Regions from separate parts of the Homo sapiens genome. Here all the other regions are linked to region 1. The links are chromatin loops, found by intact Hi-C in ENCODE. Cell type or tissue: endothelial cell of umbilical vein. All regions are shown on one strand.

The links. A loop is a pair of places that touch in the nucleus more often than their neighbours do. Peaks named below come from ENCODE experiments on the same cell type or tissue, not always from the same donor. Only the 100,000 strongest peaks of a DNase experiment are listed, where the experiment ranks them.
Region 2: a loop joins it to region 1, with 3 times the contacts of the local background. A loop is called at or near these places in 3 of 110 quality-filtered maps.
Region 3: it touches region 1 in a loop (4-fold over the local background); 3 of 110 quality-filtered maps call a loop at or near these places.

The regions. Positions count from the first base shown.
Region 1 is chr5:39,282,382-39,284,881 of GRCh38, reverse strand. It overlaps C9 (complement C9), which reads left to right. Exons shown (of 11, transcript NM_001737.5): 11 at 1-742. Among named protein-coding and RNA genes, the nearest start is that of FYB1, 64 kb to the right of the region's middle. RefSeq lists a silencer at 1,548-1,712. In endothelial cell of umbilical vein, a CTCF peak has its summit at 1,374 (motif pointing right); a DNase peak (open chromatin) is centred at 1,381.
Region 2 is chr5:38,844,723-38,847,222 of GRCh38, reverse strand. It overlaps OSMR (oncostatin M receptor), which reads right to left and starts at 1,211. Exons shown (of 18, transcript NM_003999.3): 1 at 836-1,211. OSMR-DT (OSMR divergent transcript) reads left to right here and starts at 1,394. Exons shown (of 4, transcript NR_109951.1): 1 at 1,394-1,555. In endothelial cell of umbilical vein, no CTCF peak of the experiment used is centred here; a DNase peak (open chromatin) is centred at 1,352; H3K4me3 peaks cover 1,817 bases; H3K27ac peaks cover 1,156 bases.
Region 3 is chr5:39,359,223-39,361,722 of GRCh38, reverse strand. All of the region lies in intron 1 of C9 (complement C9), which reads left to right. Among named protein-coding and RNA genes, the nearest start is that of C9, 4.0 kb to the left of the region's middle. In endothelial cell of umbilical vein, no CTCF peak of the experiment used is centred here; a DNase peak (open chromatin) is centred at 1,062; H3K27ac peaks cover 2,203 bases.

The DNA.
Region 1 (2,500 bases):
AAACTTCAAAGTAATTTTCAAACGGCTTTGTATGGTTAACATATTCTGCCAGGTCCATGACCACACGTCTGTACCATGCAATTTAACTCTTATTTACATTGTTATGTTTAGTTTGGTTATTTGCTTAGGTGTGCATACATTCATTCAGCAAATGCTGAGCACCAGCCACGTGCACAGCAGTTGCTTTTACTAGTCTTAGCTCTACGATTTAAATCCATGTGTCCAAGGGGGAAAACATATTATATTTGTAACCAAAAACTACTAGTTTACCAGAGGACTGAAGGGAGATAAAGAGGAGTTGGTTAATGGGTACAAAAATCCAGTTAGATGAAAGGAATAATATAGATAGTGTTCAGTAGCAGAATAGAATGAACATAAACTATTAGTTTAAATTATGTGAAATTCCTTCTATTTGATCATATTTTACAAGAAAAAACATCAATTTTATATAGTCCAACTTAATACCTAGCCTTATGAGTTGTATAAGGTAAGGTTACCTACCTGAGAAGCTGATTAACATTGGTTGTACAATCTTATTCATTAGAGAACATGGTGCTTAGGGTCTGAGACCTTTTGAAAGGTCTGAGAACTCTTTAAAAAAAGGAAAGAAAGAAAGAAAAGAGGAAAAATATATCAAAATAAAAAAATGCAAAATGAGAATTAATAAATGCTTAAACATCAGTATGTATCATGTTAACTTTATTGTTACTATTAATAAACATTTCACACATTTATAAATAAATTATGTTACTTTCTCTCACTTGGCAGAAATTCACAAGAATGCATTTGATTGCTGGGAGATAACAGTAACTAAATTACCTACATGAAAATAATTTCAAAAGCAAAATTTTTAAAAATAATTTTCAAAATTGTTTTTAAATAGCAAATAAAAAGATTACTGGATGTGGGATGTATTTTAATATGTTAGGTATGATATGGAGATCATACTAATAAATGTGCCCTGGCCCTTAAGAGTCTTGCATTTGCCCTGGGAGCTCCAGAGAAGTTCTGTCCCCTGCCCTTCAAAACACTGTGTGAATTAGAGAGGAGTAAGATTTGTTAAATGTGTATAAATACTGAACTCTGTTCTTGAACAATCCACTATTGAGAGAGTTTTTGATGGAGAGCATCTGGCTCAAGGCTGTTATTAGAGTAACACCTGAGAATTCCTTCCACCCTTAGGAATTACAAATGTCAAACAATAAAAGAGCTGAGCCTTGACCAGACCCCCTAGGGCTAGCTTAATGATTTATCAGAGTCCTTTCTAGGGTAATGAATAGCAGGAACAGCCCAGGTTCACACTTGATGGAGAGTCCTCCGACTTCTTGCCAAAGGTGGTATATCTGATGATAGAGCATCTCCAGCAGGGAGCACTATTGAGACACCAGAAACTGCTCAACAGTAATCAACACAGAGCAGAAAGTCTCCAGGCCTAAACTAAAGGAGAATCTCTAGAAACCGGGAAAGATGAGGACCCACTAGGCCTAGCATGTGTCAGCGTGGACTGTTGTTTGGAGAGAGCAGATGTAGCTTAGTTTGCCCAAATGGAGTGCATTATAGGTGCCCCCTACTCCACATGCTCTCTGAGGGGGTGCACCACCAATTCAAGGAAAAGGACAGGTGAAAACAACAGCCCTGTGAAGCCCAGTCCAGAAAGTTGGATCGTTATACTAAATCACTATCGAAAGAAGCCAGTATCAAAAGAAGTTAGAGAAGTGGGATGGGTATTTATGTTCACTAGGACCTGATGGATAAAGGAAGCTCAGAGTTTTGCTACATTTTTACACTTTTCCCTTTTTATACTCAAAATTCAGGTCACTTATTTATTCTAGTGATCACAGAGTAGACAGTCAACATACACCTGTTGTCTAGTGTTCGACGTGTGGGTCAGCATTCTCACCCTGGCTTTACACAATTGTCTCCCCTGCAAGCCCTTTTAATTGTTTAATGGGACCCAACAATAGCATCTCCTAAATTAGTCTCCCAATATTTACTTATGAAAACAGCCCAAAATGGTAAATGATATGGTCTGGCTCTGTGTTGCCACCAAAATCTCATCTCAAATTGTAATCTCCATGTGTCAAAGGAAGGACCTGGTGGGAGGTGATTGGATCATAGGGGCAGTTTCCCCCATGCTTTCCTTGTGATAAGTGAGTCAATTCTCACGAGAGCTGATCAAAGGCTAGTTCAGTTTTTTTCCTTAATGAAACAATTTTTATATACACATGTAATTCACAGGACAGTCAAATATCTGTCCTATGACAGATATTTGGCCCCCACTCTTTGCTCTTCCACCCCCACCTCATGCCCATTACCTACCATTATGCTAAGAGCAGCAAAATGGCCCAAGAAAAGGGGATGGCATGGCTATTTAACAATGGGCAAGTTACTAAACCCTTAAGCCCTAAAATATGCTCAGGGAAAATAATATCTCTTTCCTAGAACTGTTAGGTTGATTTACTGAGATCATTTATACTGTAACCGACTGGAAAAGCAATAA
Region 2 (2,500 bases), 440 kb after region 1:
CCATGTTCCAAAGTCAGTTTTAATCTTGGGAATAAAACCTAAAAATTTCTTTCTCCTCCATCAGAATTCCTTCTAGCTCAAACTAAGTATCCTACATTCAATTCTATCTTCTCTGCCTTCATAGACCCTTCCATTTACTTCTCTTGAATATCTTGTTCCCAAAGTGTTTTCAAGGCAGGTCTGTTACCAAGCCACTCCATCAGCAGCACCTAGCACTGTGCCTCCCGCAGCAAGGCAGGCAGGATGGATGGACGGATGCAGGCATGCATGGGTAGGTGGATGAAGGGCAGATGAAGAACTATCGAGAAAGGAATCGCGGTGTCAGGGGTAAAGCCCTGGCCTGCGAGAGCCGGGCTCGGATTTCAGTGCCCTCACAGCTAGCCATATGGCCTTGGACAAGTTACTGAACCCCTCCGTGCCTAGGTTTCCAGAATGTAGAGGGCCACTTCCACTCAAGTGGCTGGAGAAGAAGGTAAGCGCCCCGGACGGACGCTATTGCAGAGTCGCCCGGGGATTCCTCTCTCCACCTGTGCTTGAGCTCCTCCCGCTTCTACGCTAGGGACCAGGTGGGAGAGATACACGGATTCCCAGAAAAATGGCTCTCTCAGGTGGGAGTCAAGGGTTACGAGAGGAGAGGTAGGGGAAGCAATGAACTCCTCCACACGATGTGTTGGGAGAGAGGAAAGAGGGATTCAAGTGGGAATTTTCCACTCAACAAACATTCCACCATCATTTGAGAAAAAGGCGCTGGGATGGTGAATTTCAAACAGTCTGAGAAATGGGCGACTCGGCACTGTGCGGCCTGTAAGGAATGAATCATTTAGTTTTCACCCACCAGGTAGGCAGGCCGGGGGCGAGGACCCTCCGAGCGCCGTCCGAGCGCAGGTGGTAGCCCAGCCAAGCAAACGCTGGGCAGAGGCGGCACCGAGGAGGGGAACGGGCTGCTGCACTCCCGGTCGCGTCCAGCCGGGATGGGCTGCGAAGTTGTCGGATTCTTTCCCGCACAGCACGGGGCTCGCCCGTCGGAAAAGCCACCGAGGGCGGCGCAGCGGCAGGGCGCGAGCAGAGCGGGGACGGGCGGGTCGGGGGTACTCACGCCGCGGGCGAAGGGCTCCACGAGCCGGGCCGAGTCCTCGGCGGCGCGTGGGGCGCGGGTGCGGGCTCCGGGGCGGACGTGCAGAGGCGGCCCGGGCCGGGGCTATGAATCAGCTGCGGGGCAAGCGCGGAGGGGCGGGAGTTACTGGAAAACCGCGGGGGAGGGCAGAGGGGTGAGGTCTTTTGCAATTTCCCGTCTTGCTGCGCACTCTTGGCACTCCTGGGACCCACAGGAATTCCCTCCCTTCAGTCCCGGGGGGAGGCGGCCGCGATCCTGGGGGAGGCGCAGCCTCACAACCCGGACTTTGCGGGCGGGCGGGCACTGGTGAGAAGAGGAAGTGGGAGAGGCCTGGGAAGGAAACTTGGAAACCGAAAACTCGGCGGCCGAGGCTCCGTGCCCCGCGCGCAGCGCTGCTCCTGCCCCGGCCAAGGACGCACGGGCCAGCCGGCGGAACCAGAGGTAAGCCGAGTGACCGATGAGGCCTGGGGCTGTGTATCCCACAGGGGCACTTGTCATCCCAACCCAGAGGCCAAACCCGTGAGATCCCCGTCCGAAAATCTTCAGGCAAGAGAAGTCCTTTAACTAAATTTTGGCCGTGTTTCCATTTGGCGTCCAGAGCAACGAAAACGTGTTTGAACCGAATCAAACGGTCCCCATTTTTCCCCTACTCGCGTTCTATCCAGAAACGCCCTGTCCGACAAAGTTTCTTCGGCTACAACAGTCCCGAAACCTTTATTTCCCAATGCTACGACATGCTACACATGGTTTACTTTTCCCCTTAAAAATGCCATCCAATCTTCAACCTTTTTTTTTTTTTTTTTTTGAGACGGCATCTCACTGTGTCACCCAGGCTGGAGTGCAGTGGCGCGATCTCGGCTCACTGTAAGCTCCGCCTCCCGGGTTCACACCATTCTCCTGCCTCAGCCTCCCTAGTAGCTGGGACTACAGACGACCGCCACCACGCCTGGCTAATTTTTCTATGTTTAGTAGAGACGGGGTTTCACCGTGTTAGCCAGGATGGTCTCGATCTCCTGACCTCGTGATCCGCCCGCCTCAGCCTCCCAAAGTGCTGGGATTACAGGCGTCAGCCACTGCGCCCGGCCAAAAATGCCATCCAATCTTTACCGTGTCTGGGCCTTTGAAAGGTGCATTTCACCTCTCTTAGAGGATAACAGGAGCCTTCCGAGGCAGCCTCGGACCGGGAGCTCCCATAGCCTCGCCTGTCTGGATGCCTGACAAATCAGCAGGCAAGGGGCCTTGCTCCAGATCAGCTGAGCCTAGTTTGGTTTGAGTTTGGGGACCCTGGAAAGTATCACAAAAGCAAGGTTGTAGGAGGGGGGTGGGGGAGGGAACCAAGAGTGATCAACAAGTATCGACCATAAACATATCTTAGAATCCTATATT
Region 3 (2,500 bases), 77 kb before region 1:
TCAATGTTTAAAACCACCATGAGAGTAGAATAGTAGCTCAGAGCGTTGCTTCTGGAGCCAGGTGGCCTGGGTTCGATCCCAGCTCCACAATTTACTGGCTCTGCGCCTTAAGTAAATTCCTTAACTTCTCTAAACCTGTACCTCACCTGCTAAATGGGAATAATAATGTGTCCTGCTGTGAGGAATACCTGAGATAACAAAGACAACATGCTTAGCACAGTGCCAGGCAAACAGGAAGTGCTCTGTGAGTGTAGCTATCATTACCTTTTCTCTCTAACTTGTAAATAACAAAATATGCACATGGTTCAAAGATCAAAAATAAAACAAGGTATACATTGAGTATCTTACTTTCCCTACTCATAACTTTCCGTGAGATTTGTGTTATTATATGTAAAGTATATATAAAGAGTTTAAAAACACTTCTTCGCTCCCACCTCATCCTACCTCTACAGGTTGTCACATATATAAGTTTCTGAGTATTCTTCCAGTACTTATTTTGTAGGTTAAACCATAGACTCATACGTAATCTTATTCTCTCCCAGTCTTTTGCAAATGATATCATATTATATATACTATTTTTTACTTTCTTTTACTTTCCTTTTTTTTTTTATTTACTTCATGGCATGTCCTGGATAACTTTCTGAGTCAATATGTGGGAACTTCCTCATTGTCATAGCTGATTAATTCTTACTGATGAACATTTGGGTGTTTCCAATCTTTCGCACTAGAAATAATGTTGCAATGAATATCCTTGTTTATATATCATTTTGTAAGTGGTTAGGTGTACCTGAGGATTAATTCCCAGAGTGATCTGAGTCAAAAGATAATCACTTTGTGACAGTGCTAAAATTGCCCTATTTGTATTATTTTGCACTTTCACCAGCAGAGTAAGAGTACTTGTTTCTCACAGCCTTGCGACAGGAACCACAGGCCAACCTTTTGATATTTGTCAACTTCATAGGTTAAAAAAAAAATAGGTATTTTGGCACGGTTTTAATTTGCCTTTCTCTTATTGAGTCAGATTGCACATTTTTTTCATACATTGAAAGGCCATATATATGTTTTTCTTCGCGAACTATTCATTTCCTTTGTCCATTGTTCTATTGAGTCTCCTGTCTTTCTCTTACATATTTCTATGATCACTTCATAAATTAGTCTTTGTCTCTGATATGAATTACACATATTTTTCCCAGTTTGTCATTCTTCCTTTGACTTTATGTGGTATGTTTTAGTGGAGTTACTTTCATATTTAATTTATTCTTCACTTTTTAAATAACTAAGGAGTACTAGATTGGGGTTTAGAAGACCTGAAAGTGACTAGTTACCTGGGCTCTGGAGAGAAGTTGTCCGGGTTTCAATTCCAACTCTGCCACCAAGTAGCTGCTGTCTAATCTGAGGGCAATTCCTTACCATCTCTGTGGCTCAGGTCCTCATCTTTAAAGTATAATAATAATAATAATAGTAGTAGATATCTAAGGGATGATATAAGAATTAAGTGAGATGATAAATACAAAGGCTTAAGGGAAGAATTCGTGACACATATAAGCACTCACAAATGTTAGCAACTATTATTTAATTTATTTTAATTCAATTTATCTCAACAATCTGGAAAAATATCCAAACATTCATTAATAGAAAAGTTTTGGATATCTAACAAACCAAAGATATTTAAAATGTCACTTTTTCCTCCTACTTTGGTTATATTTGCCTAAGTTTTTCATTTTTATATTCCATGCAAGTGAACAGATATTTATTTATGAACTACATTTGGCCAAATAGGATAATTTGTGTATTTGTCCATTTAATACAGCAAACAGTTATCAACTTTGTCGAATGAGCCAGACGTTGTGTCAGGAATTGCAGTATAATGTTGAACACATTACGGAGGGTCCCTGCCCTCACTGGGCTTACAATCTAGTGAGGAATGCTAACAAGGAAATGGCAATTACAACTCAGTCAAGTTCCCTTGTTGCACCTCAGCCAAGTGAGGCCTGTGATGCTCCTGTGAAGCTTCACCAGTCCACTTGCATACCAGCTTCCTCTGCTCTAGCCTAATCGAGCACTTTGCTCCAATAATGCTGCCACTTTTCTCCTGCAGCATCAATACCTCCCTTTTACTGAATCAATCTCAATGACATACAAACATATTTTAACTTAAAAAAAAATGGCACATTTCTCCACTTTACTCTAGACCCACTCCCTTGCATCCGGTCTCGTGGTATGAAATACCCTCTTATATTCTGACAACATCACATCTATATCTATGGTGAAACGCCACTTATACGCCGACATCCCCACATCTATACCTATGATGAAATACCACTTAGACTCTGACAACTCTCACATCTGTATCTCCAGTGCAATTGTTTCCCTGAGCCCAGTGACCAATTGCTTAGTCAACATCTCTTCTTGAAAAATCTAGTAGGCATCCCAAACATAACATGTCTGGAGAATACCTATTGATTTCTGTACTCGTCTCTACCCACCCTGCACCACCATT